6 separate regions of the Homo sapiens genome follow, and regions 2, 3, 4, 5 and 6 are each linked to region 1. A link is a contact called in ENCODE Hi-C or POLR2A ChIA-PET data. All regions are on one chromosome and are shown on one strand. Each heading gives the region's core, a stretch centred on a gene start or an enhancer-like site at or near the end of the contact. The rest is flanking DNA. Distances are from core to core; before and after follow the strand shown. Region 1 holds the start of KLF16 (KLF transcription factor 16). Region 2 holds the start of ABCA7 (ATP binding cassette subfamily A member 7). Region 3 holds the start of GPX4 (glutathione peroxidase 4). Region 4 overlaps GNG7 (G protein subunit gamma 7). Region 5 holds the start of SBNO2 (strawberry notch homolog 2). Region 6 holds the start of GADD45B (growth arrest and DNA damage inducible beta).

Evidence for each region. Hi-C counts contacts between places; a loop is a spot of excess contacts on that map. ChIA-PET counts read pairs that join two places held with the same protein, here RNA polymerase II (POLR2A). Pooled maps may share reads with other maps.
Region 2: a loop to region 1 is called in a map with no recorded cell type, with 5 times the contacts of the local background. The contact joins the promoter of ABCA7 here to the promoter of KLF16 in region 1. A Hi-C loop is called at or near these places in 2 of 37 single-sample maps with no recorded cell type and 3 of 50 pooled maps.
Region 3: a pooled map shows a loop between it and region 1 (6-fold over the local background). The contact joins the promoter of GPX4 here to the promoter of KLF16 in region 1. A Hi-C loop is called at or near these places in 1 of 37 single-sample maps with no recorded cell type and 5 of 50 pooled maps. POLR2A ChIA-PET finds 5 or more read pairs at or near these places in 1 of 52 experiments (activated CD4-positive, alpha-beta T cell).
Region 4: a pooled map shows a loop between it and region 1 (4-fold over the local background). The contact joins the enhancer-like site here to the promoter of KLF16 in region 1. A Hi-C loop is called at or near these places in 2 of 37 single-sample maps with no recorded cell type and 5 of 50 pooled maps. POLR2A ChIA-PET finds 5 or more read pairs at or near these places in 1 of 52 experiments (activated T-cell).
Region 5: a pooled map shows a loop between it and region 1 (4-fold over the local background). The contact joins the promoter of SBNO2 here to the promoter of KLF16 in region 1. A Hi-C loop is called at or near these places in 1 of 50 pooled maps. POLR2A ChIA-PET finds 5 or more read pairs at or near these places in 3 of 52 experiments (PC-9, endothelial cell of umbilical vein and naive thymus-derived CD8-positive, alpha-beta T cell).
Region 6: a pooled map shows a loop between it and region 1 (9-fold over the local background). The contact joins the promoter of GADD45B here to the promoter of KLF16 in region 1. A Hi-C loop is called at or near these places in 5 of 50 pooled maps. POLR2A ChIA-PET finds 5 or more read pairs at or near these places in 2 of 52 experiments (K562 and activated CD4-positive, alpha-beta T cell).

The regions. Positions count from the first base shown.
Region 1 is chr19:1,862,176-1,865,092 of GRCh38, forward strand. KLF16 (KLF transcription factor 16) reads right to left here and starts at 1,404. Exons shown (of 2, transcript NM_031918.4): 1 at 866-1,404. The coding sequence starts at 1,322. RefSeq lists silencers at 647-816, 867-1,046, 1,377-2,476, 2,547-2,766 and a promoter at 1,293-2,497.
Region 2 is chr19:1,038,440-1,041,356 of GRCh38, forward strand. It overlaps ABCA7 (ATP binding cassette subfamily A member 7), which reads left to right and starts at 1,668. Exons shown (of 47, transcript NM_019112.4): 1 at 1,668-1,757; 2 at 2,786-2,917. CNN2 (calponin 2) reads left to right here. Exons shown (of 7, transcript NM_004368.4): 7 at 1-626. RefSeq lists enhancers at 1-233, 1-322, 323-822, 2,715-2,917 and a silencer at 2,664-2,803.
Region 3 is chr19:1,102,327-1,105,243 of GRCh38, forward strand. It overlaps GPX4 (glutathione peroxidase 4), which reads left to right and starts at 1,668. Exons shown (of 7, transcript NM_002085.5): 1 at 1,668-1,801; 2 at 2,860-2,917. The coding sequence starts at 1,718. RefSeq lists enhancers at 242-611, 642-691, 712-791 and silencers at 1,394-1,473, 1,484-2,503.
Region 4 is chr19:2,619,500-2,622,416 of GRCh38, forward strand. All of the region lies in intron 2 of GNG7 (G protein subunit gamma 7), which reads right to left. Among named protein-coding and RNA genes, the nearest start is that of MIR7850, 9.8 kb to the right of the region's middle. RefSeq lists enhancers at 1,299-1,598, 2,478-2,677. Within about 2 kb of position 1,397, at least 25 of the 41 ENCODE cell types and tissues checked have a DNase peak (open chromatin) inside an H3K27ac peak, as active enhancers do.
Region 5 is chr19:1,172,740-1,175,656 of GRCh38, forward strand. SBNO2 (strawberry notch homolog 2) reads right to left here and starts at 1,529. Exons shown (of 32, transcript NM_014963.3): 1 at 1,433-1,529. It overlaps LOC102725180 (collagen alpha-1(VII) chain), which reads left to right. Exons shown (of 3, transcript XR_005647046.2): 2 at 280-1,145; 3 at 1,821-2,254. RefSeq lists enhancers at 1-455, 1,840-1,889 and a silencer at 1,390-1,699.
Region 6 is chr19:2,474,460-2,477,376 of GRCh38, forward strand. GADD45B (growth arrest and DNA damage inducible beta) reads left to right here and starts at 1,668. Exons shown (of 4, transcript NM_015675.4): 1 at 1,668-1,943; 2 at 2,070-2,171; 3 at 2,570-2,792. The coding sequence starts at 1,900. RefSeq lists silencers at 309-448, 819-928 and enhancers at 1,669-1,738, 1,740-2,327, 2,309-2,398, 2,328-2,917, 2,559-2,668 and 2 more.

The DNA of each region.
Region 1 (2,917 bases), core at 154-2,653:
GCCCAGTCCAAACTCCCAGTCCAGAAAGTGGAACCCTAGGAGGGGACGGAGTGAAAAAATACAGCCAGGCCCACCAGGCTCCCGGTTCCCCTCGCCGCCCCGGGGACTGCGCTAGGAGGGGCGTTGGTGTAGCCGAAGCGCTCCAACTACGCGCACCTTCCCGAATCGCCCGCCAGGTAGGGGTGAACAAACACGCCAGGGAAATACAGCAGTGTGGACCCGAGCCCCTCGAGGGTCCTCCAATACTATGAAGTTCCCCCGCCCAGACTCAGGCCCCAACCCGCGCTCCTAGCCTCGCCCTCCCCCTCGTTAAAATACAGAGAACGCAGAGAAAACGTGCCGGGCTCCCCCCATCCTGGCCCCACGCCAGGTGCTCTGCCGACCTCTGGGGAGAATCCGCGCGGCCACCCCGGCGGCGGCGACGCGGTTCCTCCTCCATTTTCACAGATAAGGAAACTGAGGCTGGGGGAGGGGGAGAACCCAGAACCCCAGAGCCGGATGCTCCAACCACGGTGCCCACCGCCCAGACCAGAACGCAAAAGAAAAAAAAAAAAACGGAACAAGGCCCAGAAAGGGAGAGAGGTGGTCTGCCCAGGAGTCTCAATCCCGCCCGCAGACCTCGCTGGGCCCCCGGAGCCCCCGCCACTGCCGCCGGGGCGGCCATCCGCTCGCCGCCCGACCGCGTGGCCGCCACGCCCCCCGCGCGCGCCCCACCCACCGAGGCCCCGCCCTGCCGGCCGGCGCGGCGGCGGCCCGGGCGCGCCCCCCTCCCCGCCCCCCACGCGCCACGCAGTTTCGGGGTCCTGGCGGGGGAGGGGTCTCAGGCGGCCGCCCCCGCAAGGGCCGGGATCGCGGCTGCACTCACCTGTGTGCGTCCGCAGGTGCGACTTTAGGTGCGAGGACTTGTAGTAGGCTTTGGCGCAGTCCGGGAAGGGACAGCGGTGGCTCTTGGCGGCGGCGGAGGGCGCGGCGCCGGGGGCGCGGCCCGAGGACGGGGACGAGGCGGCTGAGGAGGAGGAGGCGGGCGAGGCGCCCCCCGGGGCGGCTCCGGGTCCGCCGCGCAGGTCGGCCAGGATGCTGGCGGCCAGCAGGTGGGGCGCCGCGGCGGCGCCGGGGCCCGGGCCAGAAGCGGCGGGGGGCGGCGGGGGTGGCCCCGGGGTCCCGGGTGAGGCGGCCTCGCGGCGCGCCGCGCGCACATCCAGGCCGGCGGCGGGGCCCGCGCCCTCGGGGCCGGGCCGCCCGCGGTGCACCACGGCGCCCGAAGAGATGGCCATGAGCACGTCGGCGGCGAAGTAATCCACGCACGCCACGGCCGCCGACATGCCGAGCAAGGGCGCGCGGCGCGGCGGGCGGAGCGGAGGCGGCGGGAGCGGCGTCCGTCCGGCCGGCGGCGGCTGCTCGAGTGCGGGAGGCGGAGGAGGAGGAGGAGGAGGCCCGGCGCGCGCCGCCGCCGACGCCCGCGCTCGGCCTGCCCCGCCCCGCCTGACGCGTCCTGACGCACCGGAGCCCGCGGGGGCGGCCACAGCCCGCCCCGCCCGGAGGACGCCCCCTCGGGGCGCCGCAGCCACGCCCCCCGCCCGGCGCGCCCTCCACCACTCTCCGAGCCGCGCGCGGCCGCCGGGGGCGGGGCTCGGGCCGGAGGAACCCGCCCCCCGGCGCGCCCACTCCGGCCTCCGCCAGCGCCTAGCGTCTTAGGCCCGGAGCGCGCCTTCTCCGCGCTAGGGTGCAAGGCCGGGAGCCCCGCCCCCTCCCGGCGCGCCCCACTCCAGCGCGCGCCCCCGTACCCTTTCCCGGAGCACCACCCCCTCAAGCCGGGGCGGGAGGCCGAGGACCCCGCCCCCTCTCCGGCACGCCCCTCCTTCCGAGAGCGCGCCCCGCCCCATCCCGGCACGCCCCTCCCTCCCAGAGCGCGCCCCGCCTCCTCGCTGGCGCGCCCACCCCACGCCGGGGCGCGCGGCCGGCGGGAGCCCGCCCCCTCCCCGGATGCTTCCCTCCTGGCCCCGGGCGCGCCCCCGTTCGCGATGGAGGAGGGCTCCGATCCCCACGTGGCCGGGGTTGGAGGGGTGCGGAAGCGGCCGGCCCCGCCCCCAGGCCACGTGCGCGACCCTTCCCCCCTCTTCTCCCGGCCTGGGGCCCTGCTTTGACCCCGCACTCAGGCATCTGCTCGTCCTCTTCTCTGGGGTTCCCCCTCGCCGCTCACAGAGCCCCTCGGAGCCTCCCGGCCGAGACACCCGGTATCCCGCGCCCGCGGCGGGGCCCGGGAGGGTGGGGCAAGGCTGCGTTCGTTCCTCTTTTTGCACCCAGTTCCGGAGCTACTAGAGCGCGCCCCACTGGGGGTGGGGAGGGCCGGTTGGGTCCCAGAGGGTCGGGATAGGGGGACGGGAAGAGGGGGCCGAACGCAAAGGGCTGGGCTGGGCTGGGGGCGCCTGAGCGGGTCAGAGGTTCCCCGCCCTGCTGGGACACCGGGGTCCGGGGCTTCTCTTTCCATTCCCAGGCATCGATTCTTGGGGTTCGGACGGGAAAACTGAGGCCAGGTATTCGGGCCTCCCGGCCGCGAGGACGTCCAGGCCAACTTGTTAAATATTAGGGGGGACACCAGGGACGCGGATGGCCCAGTTCGCAGGCCCAAGGCGGCGGGGGCACAGAAACTGGGCGGCCCCCCTCGGTCGCGACCGCGCTCCCGCCCCTTCCCAGCTCCGGCGGGGCGGCGGGGACTGCGCAGTGGCCGGAGCTGCCTCCAGGGGGCGGAGCTGCTTTGGCCTGCGGCGACCTCCTGCTCTGGGTTGGGCATGGACAGAGGCCCTGACCCGATTCGGGGCTTCTCTAGCCCCATCCCCCGCCCACCTGCAACCCCAGCTGACGCCCTGAGGCTGACCACTGTTCCCTGGGTCGCCCGCACTGCGCCTGGGCTCAACCA
Region 2 (2,917 bases), core at 418-2,917, 820 kb before region 1:
TTCAGACCAACAGACTTCAGACCCTCAGACCTGCCCCGGGGCCAGGTGGAGAAAGTGAGGGCCGTACAAGGAAGTGAAATTCTGAGTTGTTGGGGCTAAGCCTGACCCCCTCTCCATGCTCCCCGCCCCAACCCACTCTGGCCTCAGTAGATTTTTTTTTCAGTTGTGGTTGTTGCCCAGGCTGGAGTGCAGTGGCGCCATCTTGGCTCACTGCACCTCCACCTTCCGGGCTCAAGCGATTCTCCAGCCTCAGCCTCCTGAGTAGCTAGGACTGCAGGTGCTCCACCACGCCCGGCTAATTTTTGTATTTTTAGTAGAGATGGGGTTTCCCCATGTTGGCCAGGCTGGTCTCGAACTCCTGGCCTCAGGTGTGATCCGCCCGCCTCCGCCTCCCCAAGCGCTGAGATTACAGGTGTGAGCCACCGTGCCCAGCCCCTCAGTAGGTTTTAAGGAGCCCCCAGCCCTCCTCCCTTCTGGGCCCGACCAGCTTATACTGCTCCATCTTCCCCGGCCACATGCCCCGCCAAGTACTGCACAGGGACCCCCCACCCAGGGGACCTGCTCCGTGAGATAATGTGAAATACGACTGTGGACCAAACGCAATAAAACCTCTGTTTGTACGAAGAGAAGGTGGCCAAGAGAGTTGGCGTCGATGAGGGCGTGCTTTGCTTTGATGCTTTTGTGGGGAGAGAGGAGGTCTTGGGGGATGGGGGGATCAAGGGGAAAATGTCCACCTCACCATTGGGAGGAGGAGCAAAAGCTGAAGCCACAGGTGAGTCTGGGTGGAATGAATGATTTGAAGGGCCGGGACTTGGGGTAGAGGGAGAGGCTGGGCTTCCTGGCCATTTGGAGAAGAGGCAGTTCCCTCAAATGCCCCCCATGCGCTTTGGCTGCACTCTACCTTACAGCGCAAGTCTCGTGGCCTCAGCCTGGATGTCTCCCCGTTGGCGAACTCCTATTTATCCTCAAAGCCCCAACGGCAATGCCACCTCCTGCCGCGGGAGCCGTCCCCACGCCTCTCACTCTCCCCAGCGCCTTCAAAGCTGTGGACCCACACGCTCCCATTTCAGCTTCACCTCCAGCCTGAAGAGTTTATTTCAACTCTTCTTCCAGAGTGGGAAACGGGTTTTCCTCAAAATCAGGGTAGCCACTATAATCGGAGACTCTAGAATGTTGGCCCCCTCCCCCTCCTGCCATCCTCTGCAGAAGCCGAGGAGCGTTCGTGGAATGAATGAATGAACGAATGATCTAGTGGAACCCCTACTTTACAGACGGACGAGTGTAGTCCCAGAGTCTGGACTAAACTAGAGGGAGCCTGGCCAGCCCCGGGGACAGCGGGGACAGAGGGAACTCCTGCAATTCGGAGCTGCGGTATTGCAGCCGGTTATACAACGTGGGGAGGCAGCCTGGCTCCCCAAAGACAGCGCAGCCTCGTTCCCGGAGGGCGGCCTGCCTGGGACCTGCCGGGCACTCCGCCACCCTACGGTGATGCAGCAAGAGCCGCGCGGTCCCTTTAAGAAACCCGGCTAGGCGAGGCCCTTCTGTGATCCCGTCTCCTCCCTTGGCCCGCGCAGCTCCGACGGAGCAGGCCAGTGAGTGACGGGCAGGTCGCCCAATAGCAGCGTGCAGAGGCAGGGGCGTGCCCCGGCGCTGCTACCTGCGCGGGCAAGCTCAGCGCACTTGGCTTAAGGGGCGGCGCGCTCCCTGCCTGCTGCTGGGCGGAGGGAAGGCGGCAAGAGCTGCGGAGCCCCTGGAAGGTGAGAAGGACTCGGAGAGGGAAGAAGGCCCGAGACTCGAGAATGCGGGGTTGGGGCCGGGAGGGATGCAAGTTCCCTGGGAATTAGGGGGTCCAGCCTCTGACCTCCTTCCGGTGAATGTTGACGACGGCTGAATTGATCACTGATTCTCAAGGGGGGCATCGGACATCTGGGACCCTTAAGAGGGCCTTTGCCGATCACACACCTGCAGCCCCCTGCCCGTTAGAACTCCTGCACTCCCCCTTGCCCCGTCTTACAAATGGAGAAACTGAGCCCACTCCCCCAGATCCTAAGTCCCGCTTGATGTAAAGGAAAGAACCCTGGCGTAAGGGTCTGGGTCTGAGGTCCCAGTTCCGGCCTGGTCACCTTTAGCAACTTCCTGCCCCTCTGTCAGCGTCAGATTCTCCATCTGTGTCAGAGGTGGACCGGCCCAAGGAAAATAGATCAGGAATCGCTGACTCCAGGAGTCTCTATCCCAGCCCCTTCGCCTGACTCTTTCTCTGGCTCCCGCGGTCCCTCTGAGCGATTAATGCTACATAAGGTGTGGGCAGAGCTGGGGTCGTGCCTCCAGCTGGGCAACTGCCTGTCTCTCTGGGTGCCTGGGTTTGCTTTCTTGGGCCTCGGTTTCCACTTCTGTAGAGTGGGGTGATAGTCCAGCACTTCCCCTGGGCGTGTGAAATGTCCAGCACTGCCAATATTCGTTGCTGTTATCTTCGGAGAACAGTGAGGGGAAAGGAATCCTTGCCTGGGCTGGGCCAGGCAGGAGGCTGGGGGTCAGGACCTGGAAGAGGCTTCCAGGTGAGGCTTGGGGTGGAGCCTGGTGACGAAAGCGTTAAGCCCAAACTCGGTCCCTGGAGGATTAGAGGATGATCTTTAAGTCCCCAGCTGTCAGCCCTGCTCAGAGCGACAGTCCTGGCAGCCAATCAGATGCGAGGACGGCTGCGGGTTGCGCTCCCATTGGTTTACTCCACCCCTGGGGTAGCGGAGCCTCTTTATCGAGTGACTACTGTTTGCCTCGCTCTAATCAGAGCTTCCAGGAACCCTGCGCTGTGGGATAAAGGAATGAGGTTCAGAAAGGGGCAGGGAGTTGCCCGCAGCCGCACCGCACGTCTTCAGCCCGACCGTTGTCCTGACCTCTCTGTCCCGTCCCCTGCCCAGTC
Region 3 (2,917 bases), core at 418-2,917, 760 kb before region 1:
TGACCAACATGGTGAAAGCCCGTATCTACTAAAAACACAAAAATTAGCTGGGCGTGGTAGCACATGCCTGTAATCCCAGCTACTCAGGAGACTGAGGCAGGAGAATCACTTGAACCCGGAAAGCGGAGGTTGCAGTGAGCTGCGATGGAGCCACTGCACTCCAGCCTGGGTGACAGACCAAGACTCCTCAAAAAAAAAAAAAAAAATCCAAACCCCTGCCTGTACAGGGGTCAAAGTCCAATCACGGTGACTCAGTTCCCAAGTATGAGATGAGTGTTTCTGTTGCCACATGTCCAAGCCACGAAGTGAAAAACAGAGTTGGAAGCCAAGATGTGGGGCAGTATGGGCTCGGGTGTGCCCATACCTTGTAATGTTAGAAGTGTAAGAAAACCCTCCAGACTTGTGTTTATTTTCTGAGCACATACCGCGCGTCCCTGCGTGGGCAGCTGCCCCTGGGGGTGGGAGCCCAGGAAACTCCAGGTTCTCAGTTAAGTGGTAACTGTCTTGATGACTCTCAGGTCTCAGTGCCCACATTATACAAGCGGCTCAGCAACCAGACCCAGGATGGGGAGTCACTGACCCCCTGCGCCCATGGCAGGGGTGAGGGTAGGGACACCCCCATAAGATGGAGCTGTGATGAGAAGCAAACCCAACTCAGTTTGGTTTCATTTACATTAAAAAGGCAAATCCCTTGGCCGGATGCGGTGGCTCACACCTGTAATCCCAGCACTCTGGGAGGCCTAGGCGGGCAGATCACCTGAGGTCAGGAGTTCGAGATCAGCCTGGCCAACATGGTGAAACCCCGTCTCTACTAAAAATACAAAAAAATTAGCTGGGTGTGGTGGCTCGCTCGTGTAATCCCAGCTACTCAGGAGGCTGAGTCAGGAGAATCGCTTGAACCCGGGGGCTGGGTGGAGGTTGCAGTGAGCTGAGATAGCGCCACTGCACTCCAGCCTGGGCAAAAGAGCAAAAAAACTGTGTCTCGGAAAAAAAAAAAAAAAAAAGGCAAATCCCGGCCGAGCCTTTGGCTCACGCATGTGATCCCAGCACTTTTGGGAAGCTGAGGCTGGAGGATCACTTGAGGTCAGAAGTTTGAGACCAGCCTAGGCAACATAGCGAGACCCCCATGTCTACAAAACAATAATTAGCCAGGAATGGTGGATGAGCCTGTTGTCCCAGCTACTCGGGAAGCAGAGACGGGAGGTTCGCTTGAGCCTGGGAGGTCGAGGCTGCAGTGTGCCCTGATCGTGCCACTGCACGTTAGCCTGGGCAACACAGCAAGACCCCGTGTCTTAAAAAAAAAAAGGTAAATAAGAGTTGGGGACACTTTTCTGCGAGTTGGAGAAACCAAACCCCCTCGACGAGTCTTAAGTAGTATTCTCAGGTTGTCTGGCCTGCGGCCGCGCTGCTGTCAACCAGCCGGATAACTGCGCTGCCTCCCGACGCGCCGCCAGCCAGGCCACGGCCTCCTAGACACAAGCGAGCATGCGCAGTCGCCAACAACAAGTCCGCACGTCCGGTCCCGCCCCCCCTTCCCCGCCTTCTTCCCACTCCGGCCTCCCATTGGCTGACGTCGGCGCGAGCGCTCAACACCGACGCGTCTGACCAATGAGCGCTCTGGAGGGCGTGGCCGTGGGAAAGGAGGCGCGGAAAGCCGACGCGCGTCCATTGGTCGGCTGGACGAGGGGAGGAGCCGCTGGCTCCCAGCCCCGCCGCGATGAGCCTCGGCCGCCTTTGCCGCCTACTGAAGCCGGCGCTGCTCTGTGGGGCTCTGGCCGCGCCTGGCCTGGCCGGGACCATGGTGAGCTAGCGCCGCGGCCGTTGCCGGCCCGGTGACCGTTGGGGCGGGCGCGCGATCCCTGCCTCCGCTCGCCGGCGTGGGGAACCCTCAGGCTCCAGTGACCTTGGTGGGGGGCGTCTGGGGGCTCCCCCTCCCCACCCCCGGCCGGGCACGGACGCGGGTGACCGTACTGCGACGCGCTCCGCGGCCCTCCAGGCCGTTGTAGGCGCGCGGGCTGGGGTCGGGGAAGGGGAAGGGGTTGTTCCACGCGCGCGGGTCGTGGTCGGGGAAGGGGCCGTCCAGGCCGTTGCAGGCGCGCGTGCCGGGGCCGGGGTCGGGGGTCCAGGCTTGCAGGGGGCGGGGTCCGGGACGGCTGGGGCGGAGCTGGACCGTTGAGGGCCACGGCGGGGCGTCTCCGGGCCGAGCGGGGCTGCTGCGCCCGAGCGGTTGGGGGCGCGGAGGGCTGGAAATCCCGGATCACGCGCCCCCGGGCGCCGCCCCGCCCCCGCACCTTGGCCTAGCGCGGTGGCGTCACAGTCGCGCAGTCCTGACTACGGCCTCCGGGCCCTTTGTCCCCGCTAGCGGCGCTCGGGGTGGGGGAGCCAGGAGGGGCGGGAGACGGGCGGGTATGGGCCGCGCGGGCGCAGGCTCCCCCGGGCGCCGCAGGCAGCGGTGCCAGAGCCGGGGCAGGCGGCGGCCGCGAGCCCCTCGGCGGCGGAAGGCCCCAGCGTGCAGGCGCAGGAGGGCGCGGCGCCGGCGGAAGAAGCCCTGTCCCCGCAGCTTGCGACCGGAGATCCACGAATGTCCCAAGTCCCAGGACCCGGTGCGCGCGGGGCCCCCACACCGGCTAATGTGGCACATTTTGGGGTTGGAACCCTCTCCCGGCCTCCGGGTCTCCGGTAAAACCGGACCAGAAGTACAAGGGGGCGTGTGCGTTTAAGGAGGAGGAGCGTTCAGGTCTTCAGGGCCGCAGGGCCTCGGTGTCCCCGCCACCGACCCGCTCCCGATCCCTTCCTGCCTCAGGGTCCCGGGCTCAGCCTCCCGTCCACGCTCCCTGCTCAGCTTCCTTTGCCTTGCAGTGCGCGTCCCGGGACGACTGGCGCTGTGCGCGCTCCATGCACGAGTTTTCCGCCAAGG
Region 4 (2,917 bases), core at 147-2,646, 760 kb after region 1:
GCAAGGTCAGACATCGGAGGACCACTGAAATGTCCATTCTGTCCCACCTGGTACAGCAAACGCCACCATGGAGCAGGACTCAGCCATGAAAAGGAACAAGGCTCTGATGCCGGCCACAGTGTGGATGGACCTTGAGGACATCACACTCTATGAAAGGAGCCAGAGACAGAGGGCCACGCAGTGTGTGATCCCATTTCTACGAAATGTCCAGGACAGGCCCATCCATGGGGACAGGGAGGGGATGCGTGTGTGGCAGGGCTGCCGGGGGGAGATGGGGAGTGACTGCTCATGGGGGACAGGGCTTCTTTTGGGGGTGATAGGATGTTCCGGAATTAGATAAAGGAGATGGTTGCACAACTCTGTGAATGTAAAAACCGCTGAGCTGCACATTTTTAAAGGGTGAGTTTTACGCTGTGTCAGTTATATCTCAATAAAGCTAATCCTAGCATTTTGGGAGGACGAGGGGGGGGCGCGGATCACCTGAGGTCGGGAGTTCAAGACCAGCCTGACCAACATAAAGAAACCCCGTCTCTACTAAAAATACAAAATTAGCCAGGCATGGTGGTGCGCGCCTGTATTCGCAGCTACTTGGGAGGCTGAGGCAGGAGAATTGCTTGAACCCGGGAGGTAGAGGTTGCAGGTTGCAGTGAGCCGAGATCGCGCCATAGCACTCCAGCCTGGGCAACAAGAGCAAAACTCTGTCTCAAAAACAGAAAAGAAAAGAGGAGAGGGGAGGGGAGGGGAGGGGAGGGGAGGGGAGGGGAGAGGAGAGGACCCTGTAGAATGAAAGAAAGGCAGATCCCCCTGCACCCTGGCTACAGGCCGTCGTCCCGACCCCTCTCTCTGCAGGCAGGTCACTGCCCCCCTCACAAACCTCTGTCCTGATCCCCCAACCCACACACCAGAGCTGGGCCCATGCACCGGGAAACCTGCCACCCCAGGGGCCACTCCAGTCTCAGACCAACAGGATATTAAAAAAGGCGAAACCTCAGAACCGTTTCCTATCGAAACCAATTAGAAAGCTCTTGGGTATGAGTCCAATGTTTTCAAGCAACTAAAGGCAAAAGAGAAGATTTTCAACGAAACATCCCAGCTGGGGGTGAGCTTCTTAGGGTCCTGTCATCGGCCACCCTAGAGGGACCTAGGGGTGAGCTTATGCCGTCAGCACCCCCAGCCAACGTGGGTCGGCCAGTTAGCTGGGCGTGGTGTTGTGCGCCTGTAATCCCAGCTACTTGGGAGGTTGAGGCAGGAGAATTGCTTGAACCCGGGAAGTGGAGGTTGCAGTGAGCCGAAATCGTGCCATTGCACTCTGGCTCCGGGCAACAGAGCAAGACAGCTCTGTGCAGAGAACAGACTCCTGCGGTGGAAATGCTGGCTGCCTTTGAGGCTGGGTTCTGTGACCTTGGGTTTCCCAGCCTGAGCTTCCAGTTTCATTTATAAAAGGGGTGACGTGGCCGCCTTCCTGCAGGCGCTCTGAAGGTGGCAGATTACACAGAGGTGGTACGACTCATACAGGTTTCTGCAAACGGGGGCCCCATCAACAGTCACCTTTCCTTAGCACAGCGCCTTCCTCCTGGGGTGACCTCGCCCCTTCCTGCACACCCCAGGAGCTTCCTGAGACCTGAGTAAAGCTCACTTCCCTTGCAAGGGGTTTAGTGACGTCCCTTCAAAATTCTTGTCCACGGGGAACCTCGGAAAATGACTGTTACGGACTAATTGCATTTGCTTAAAACTTATGTTGAAGCTGGATGTGGTGGTCCACACCTGTGGTCCCAGCTACTCGGGAAGCTGAGGCGGGAGGATTGCTTGAGCCCTAGGATTTCAGGGCTGCAGTGAGCTATGATGCTGCCACTGCACTCCAGCCTGTGCAACACAGCAGCAAGACTCCAGACACAAAAAATTAATTAAAGAAAAATGGCTGGGCACAGTGGCTCACTCCTGTAATCCCAGCACTTTGGGAGGCCGAGGTGGGCAGATCACCTGAGATAAGGAGTTCGAGACCAGCCTGACCAACATGGACAAACCTCATCTCTACTAAAAACACAAAGTTAGCCGGGCGTGTTGGTGCGCGCCTGTAATCCCAGCTACTCGGGAGGCTGAGGCAGGAGAATTGCTTGAACCTGGGAGGCAGAGGTTGCAGTGAGCCAAGATGGCACCACTGCACTCCAGCCTGGGTGACAGAGCAAGACCTCATCTAAAACAAACAAACAAACAAACAAACAAAAACAAAGAAGGAGACACAGAGAGACAGCAGAAAACAGAAGCAGAGACTGGAGCAATTCGACGGTAAGCACAAGCCAGGTTTGCCAGAGCCCCCAGAAGCCAGAGGACGCGGAAGGATCCTCTCCTGTAGCGCCCAGGGGAGCACAGCTCTGCAGACAGCTTGGTTTAGTACTTCTGCCCTCCAGAACCGTGAGAGGACACACGTCTGCGGATTGATACTTCCGGGTCTGTGGTCACCTGTTATGGCAGCCACAAGAGGCTCGTCTGCCCCTTTTCTCTCCCCTTCCTTCATGCTGATCACCACGGAGGAGTGAGTTCGATTCCCTCTGCCTGCCCAAAACCCTCATCAACTTTTTTTTTTTTTCTCTCTCTTTTGAGACGGAGTCTTGCTCTGTCACCCAGGCTGGAGTGCAGTGGCGAGATCTCGGCTCACTGCAAGCTCTGCCTCCCGGGTTCACGCCATTCTCCTGCCTCAGCCTCCTGAGTAGCTGGGACTACAGGCGCCCGCCACCACACCCGGCTAATTTTTTGTATTTTCAGTAGAGACGGGGTTTCACCATGTTAGCCAGGATGGTCTCGATCTCCTGACCTTGTGATCCGCCTGTGTCGGCCTCCCAAAGTGCTGGGATTACAGGCATGAGCCACCGCGCCCGGCTCCTGGTGGTTTTTAAGCTTGCAAAGGGTGCGGGATAAG
Region 5 (2,917 bases), core at 279-2,778, 690 kb before region 1:
GGCTTCCTCTGCCCCTCTGTAAAACACTCACTGCAACCGCCCCCCCCGCCCCGGCAAACTGGCAGCCAGCATCAGCACAGGCCAGCTCCGAGGCCGGGCACTCTCGCTGACAGGGCGTGCAACAGATGGCACCAAACCTATCCCGTCCCGTCCCAGCAGTCACAGGCAGGAAGGACGTTCTGAGCAGGCGGGAACAACAGGCATTCCGGGAAGAAGCAGCCAGGGGAGGCCCCGGCTACACATTTAAGAGATTTTTTTTTTTTTTTTTTAACTTTTCAGAATGTTAATCAGTTCATCCAGGGAGACACCCACCGTCCCTGCCCCAGCACCATCCGTGCCCGGCGTCCCTGGAGGCGCTGGGTGGGCTCTCCACAACGCCTGCCCCCCACGCCCCAGGTCAGTCTGGGGATTGGTCCCTCCAGGCCCCACCTGCCTTATTCTTCGGGACTCTGGGGTGGTGGGAAGAGTGCCCTACGGGGGACAGGACCCACCAGGAGGCCTGCGCTTCCCCTTCACCGACACACGCTGCTCCCGGGCCCCACTCGGGCCATCTCAGCCCGCTACCCTCCCTCCCGCCTGTCCCTGGAAGCCGGGTTTGAATGCGACCCGCACTCCCACCCCCAACACGCTCTGCAGACTCCGCCCAGACGGCCCCGGGGTCACCTAATATCAGCAAGCCCCCATCCCAAACCGGGGGACCTCCATGCAGAAACCGAAAAACCATCTGCCCCAGAAGAGAAGTCGGAGGCCCCAGGAGCGGGAGGGGCGGGGAGCAAGGGGAGGGAGGGAGACAGGGCTGCGCTGCGGGGCCGAGAAGGCAAGGGTCCTGGGACCGGGGACAAGGAGGAGGAAGGGGCACGAACGCCCGAGGAGCCTGGAGTCAGGAATCGGGGCGGCGGGAGAGACCGGGGGTCACTCCCAGGAAGGGGTCGAGGTCACGAGGCGCATGGAGTCGAGAGTCCCCAAAAGGGAAGGCCAGGATACCGAGGAAAAGCGGGTGCGGGGTCACCAAGGGGCTCGGGGGCACCGATGAGTGCGGGGTCAAGGGTTACCAGAAAACGAAAGGTCGGGGGTCACCAAGCTGCGCGGTACAGGGAGTCACCCGGAAGAGCGGGAAGGAAAGGTTGGGAGGGTTGTCGTGGAAGGTAGGGTTAAGGTTCACGGCAGGGGGTCGCCGGGGGGCGGGGGGGCAGGTCAAGGTTCACGGCGGTGGTCGCGGGGCAGCGCGGGGTCAACGTTGGCGGCGAAGGGCGGGGTCGGAAGGGGTCGCGGCGGAGGGCGGGGGTCCCGCCGCGCTCGCCCCCGCCCCACGGCCCCCAGAACCCCCAGCCCCGGGCGCAGGGGTCCGCGGGGAGCGCCGGACCCACAAGCGGGGTCGGGCCAGGCAGGGGTCGCGGTGGAGCCGGGGCGGGGGTCGCAACCAGAGCCTCACCTCGGGCCCGGGTCCGGCCGGGCGCGGAGCCCGCGGCGCCTGTTTCTCCGAGCCTCGCAGCTGCCGCCGCTCACTTCCGGGTTTCGGGCGCCATCTTGGGGGCCCCGCGCACTTCCGGTCATGCCGCGGGGCGGGGCCTCCACCTGCGGGGGCGTGGTCTCGGTTCGGGGGCGGGGCCACCTTCCAAGCCAATCCCTTGAGGTCCTTCCGCTATTCGGAAGGGGCTGGGACTCCTACGGCTCTGGGTTCGAATCCCGCCCTGCCTGGTTCTCTTGAGACCCCAGCATGTGCTTTCACCTCCTCAAGCCTCAGTTTCCTCTTCTGCACCGTGCTGGTGAAATGGAATCTGCTTTGTGGTACAGCATCCCCTTTTTTCCTCCTTCCTCAGAACCCCCTCCAAGCCTCTGCATGTGCCACGTCCCCCACTGGGGCTCACTCACCCGAGACTTTTAAACTGAGACTCCCTCAAAAGCTACTAAGACGATCACCAGCCGGGCGCAGTGGCTCACGCCTGTAATCGCAGCACTTTGAGAGGCTGAGGCGGATGGATCACTTGAGGTCGGGAGTTTGAGGCCAACCTGGACAATATGATGAAACCCCGTCTCTACTAAATATACAAAAATTAGCTGGGCGTGATGGCGGGCACCTGTAATCCCAGCTACTCAGGAGGCTGAGGCAGTAGTATCGCTTGAACCTGGGAGGTAGTTATTGCAGTGAGCTGAGATCGCACCACTGCACTCCAGCCCGGGCAACAGAGTGAGACTCCATCTCAAAAATAAATAAATAAATAACGAAATAAAATAAAATGAAATAAAATCATCACCTCTGGGCCTGTCAGACATACTCTCTCACGAAAAGTTATCTCTGTTCATTAATCTCTCTCCCTAACCAAATACAGTTCTGGACGCTTCAGCATGGTGACTGGCACATGGGGGTTTGGGTAAGTCCCAGGGGCTACCCCCAAGAGAGCAGGATCCTTTCAGGCAGGGCCACGGGGGCCTGAGGGGCTCCTCCTCTCGGTGGCTGTGGTGGGAGGCTGCCCTGCGTGGGGAGCTGGAGTCTCAGGGCACTTTTCCTGTGACTTGAGCCAGTGAAGGCAGATCCAGTGTGGGAGGCACCACCGCCTCCCCAGCCCAATTTCAGCCATGACAATACTGATACAGCTCCCTGGACCCAAGCAGCCACAAGCCAGAGGCCTCTGCCCCCATTCCAACCCCCTGAAACTAGAGTTGATTTCTCCATGACTTTGTTAATTCATTCAGTGACTTCTAATCGATGCTGCTCTGTGCTTGGTCATGAGCTGGGAAAACCCAGGGTCTCACAGAGGACTCAGCTGTCTGTCCCAACATCAGAAAGCCCCTGGTCTAGGGGAGAGAGAACCAGGACCAGACACTCCAATATGCGGGATCTCTGGGAGGGTTGAAATGTCTGCCTAGGGCTTCATAGAGGGCTGCATGCTGAAGAGTGTGTTGAAGCTGGGGTTTT
Region 6 (2,917 bases), core at 418-2,917, 610 kb after region 1:
CTGACCTCAGTTGATCCGCCCGCCTCGGACTCCCAAAGTGCTGGGATTACAGGCGTAAGCCACCGCGCCCGGCCGATTTAACTTTTAAATTGAAATTATAAAATATAAATATGTATGTTGCATGCGTAAAACATTGCATAAAGTTACATAAAACGTTGCAACCGCCACGGTCCCCTTATCCCCCGCCTCCAGCCCAGTGCCCCGCCCGTCCGTCCCTCTCTTCCGGCGCTGAGGGCGCAGAAACTCGGCGCGGCCACCAGATGGCGCCACCGCGCCTCGCAGCCCCGGGACATTTCGTGCCCCAGCGGTGGGCGGCGCGGAGGAGGTGGGATGCGTCAGCCGGACCCGCGGGCCGGGGAGCCGGGCAACTGGGGAAAGTGAGCCGCCGGGCGGAGGCCAGACCCCAGGCTGGCGGGGGAGGGGACTCAGATGTGAGTCACCCGGGAGCCCCCAGTCGACCGTGGGAGACGTTGTCATGCGGGGCCTGCCAGCCTCGCTCCTGAACAGCCTTCCCGGGGCGGCGGAGTCCTGCAGGCGGCCGTGCCTGGCGCACACGCGTGGCTCCAACACGAACTAGCCTATGGCCTCACCAAGCCTCAGTTTCCCCTTTTGCATAATGCACATAAGCATCCCCCCTGCTTCCCAGGTCTTGGATTAAATCATCCATGAATCCGGAGGGGTGGGGGGTACCAGGTCCGCACCACGCACTCAATGCAGGTCAGCGCCCACCCCGGAGTGAGAAATAAAAGTAGCCGTCATCCTTGCACGTGGGCCCTGGGTGGCGGCGTGCAGCCGGAGCCTGCACCATTCCCCTCAACAATGGCTTTCTCCAGGGCCTGGAGGCCTCCGCACGGGCAAAGGCTGGAACGCCAGGCAGCCGGCGGGGGCGGGGCCGCGCCACCTGCACCTCCCACGCGCACCCCACCCTGATACTCGCGGGGTCGGCGAGGAGGCGCCCACTTTCTTCTCCAGAGCGCCCCGGGCTTTGCAACCTCCCACTTTCGGGGCCCTCGAGGAGGCCTCCCGCGACCACCAGGTGACAGCTGATGTGTATTGGGCTCTTACTGTCAGCCGTATTTTATGCCATGCTCTGCAAACCAGCGAGGCCGGCGCTGCAGACCCATTACTCAGACGGGAACAGAGAGGCCGGGAGAAGCGAAATCACCCAGGGGCTGGGGTCGTCGCAGCCAGGAGAGACTCCGGCCCTCACCACCACCTGGGCGAGATCACGCTGCAAACGGGGCCCCTTCCCGGTGCAGCCCCTCCACCCCCAGCAGAACTTGGGAAAGGCGCGGTCCGGGACTCTCCGCGGATCGGGAGGGGATTCCAGGCCCCCCCGAAAGTCCGGGCCGCCTCGCGCGCTGGAAATCCCGCGCGCGCCCCGAACCGCGGCTCGGCTGCCGGGAAATCAGGAGAAAAAAACTTCTGCTTTTTTTTCTTTTCTGGCATTCGCGGTCACCTACCCGGCCCCCGCGCGCCCTCCTCCCGGTTCTCGCCCCCACGTGGGGCGCCCCCGCACGCCGCTCCTCCCCCTCCCCTCCGTCGGCCAACCGCAGAGCTAGCTGCACTCGCCCTTGTCTTTCCACCAATAGGAGGGGCGAATGACTCCACTGAGGCCACGCCCAATGTTCAAGTCTATAAAAGTCGGTGCCGGAGGCTCCCAGCTCAGATCGCCGAAGCGTCGGACTACCGTTGGTTTCCGCAACTTCCTGGATTATCCTCGCCAAGGACTTTGCAATATATTTTTCCGCCTTTTCTGGAAGGATTTCGCTGCTTCCCGAAGGTCTTGGACGAGCGCTCTAGCTCTGTGGGAAGGTTTTGGGCTCTCTGGCTCGGATTTTGCAATTTCTCCCTGGGGACTGCCGTGGAGCCGCATCCACTGTGGATTATAATTGCAACATGACGCTGGAAGAGCTCGTGGCGTGCGACAACGCGGCGCAGAAGTAAGTAGCCGGGGCTGCCGCCGCCTGAGGTCAGCCGGGACGGGATGGGTCGGGTTGGGCCGGGCCGGGAGCGGAACGTAGCACCCGGTGGTCCGCCCGTCACTGATCCCTCTTTCCTGGTCTCAGGATGCAGACGGTGACCGCCGCGGTGGAGGAGCTTTTGGTGGCCGCTCAGCGCCAGGATCGCCTCACAGTGGGGGTGTACGAGTCGGCCAAGTTGATGAATGTGTGAGTCAGACCCCCTTCCCGGGCTGGGCGCGGGTGGGACGGGACCTCCCCTCCGCTCTGGACGCTTTCCGCACGCTTGTCTTGCATGGAGCTGGGACTTCCCCAAGTGCCCCCCGCTGTGGATGCAGAGCTTCTCTGCCGTTTTGTGGATCGGGGGCTGCCGTATCCTGATGTATCGTCTGCAAACACCCCTCCCGCCGTGGGCCTGTCTCCCCCTACCCCATACTTTGAACCGTGTGCCCTCCCCTCCCCCCACCGTCACCAGCTTGCAGAGGCAATCCCCTGCACCCTTGCAGTTTCTCTTTTGCTCTTGCACGCTCCTTTTTTGCAAACTCCCCCTGCACGGTGGCCCCTCCCCTGTCCCCGGCTGACCCATCCCTACCCTTTGGCCCCCTCAGGGACCCAGACAGCGTGGTCCTCTGCCTCTTGGCCATTGACGAGGAGGAGGAGGATGACATCGCCCTGCAAATCCACTTCACGCTCATCCAGTCCTTCTGCTGTGACAACGACATCAACATCGTGCGGGTGTCGGGCATGCAGCGCCTGGCGCAGCTCCTGGGAGAGCCGGCCGAGACCCAGGGCACCACCGAGGCCCGAGACCTGCATTGTCTCCTGGTCACGGTGAGTCGGGCCTCTGCCCTGCCCCGCCACGCCCGGGCACCTGGGCCGGTGTTTGTCAACAAAGTCGGGCTGACTGGTCCTGCACAGCTCAGCGCTCAGCCACGTTTGGCATGTCCCGTGGGCAG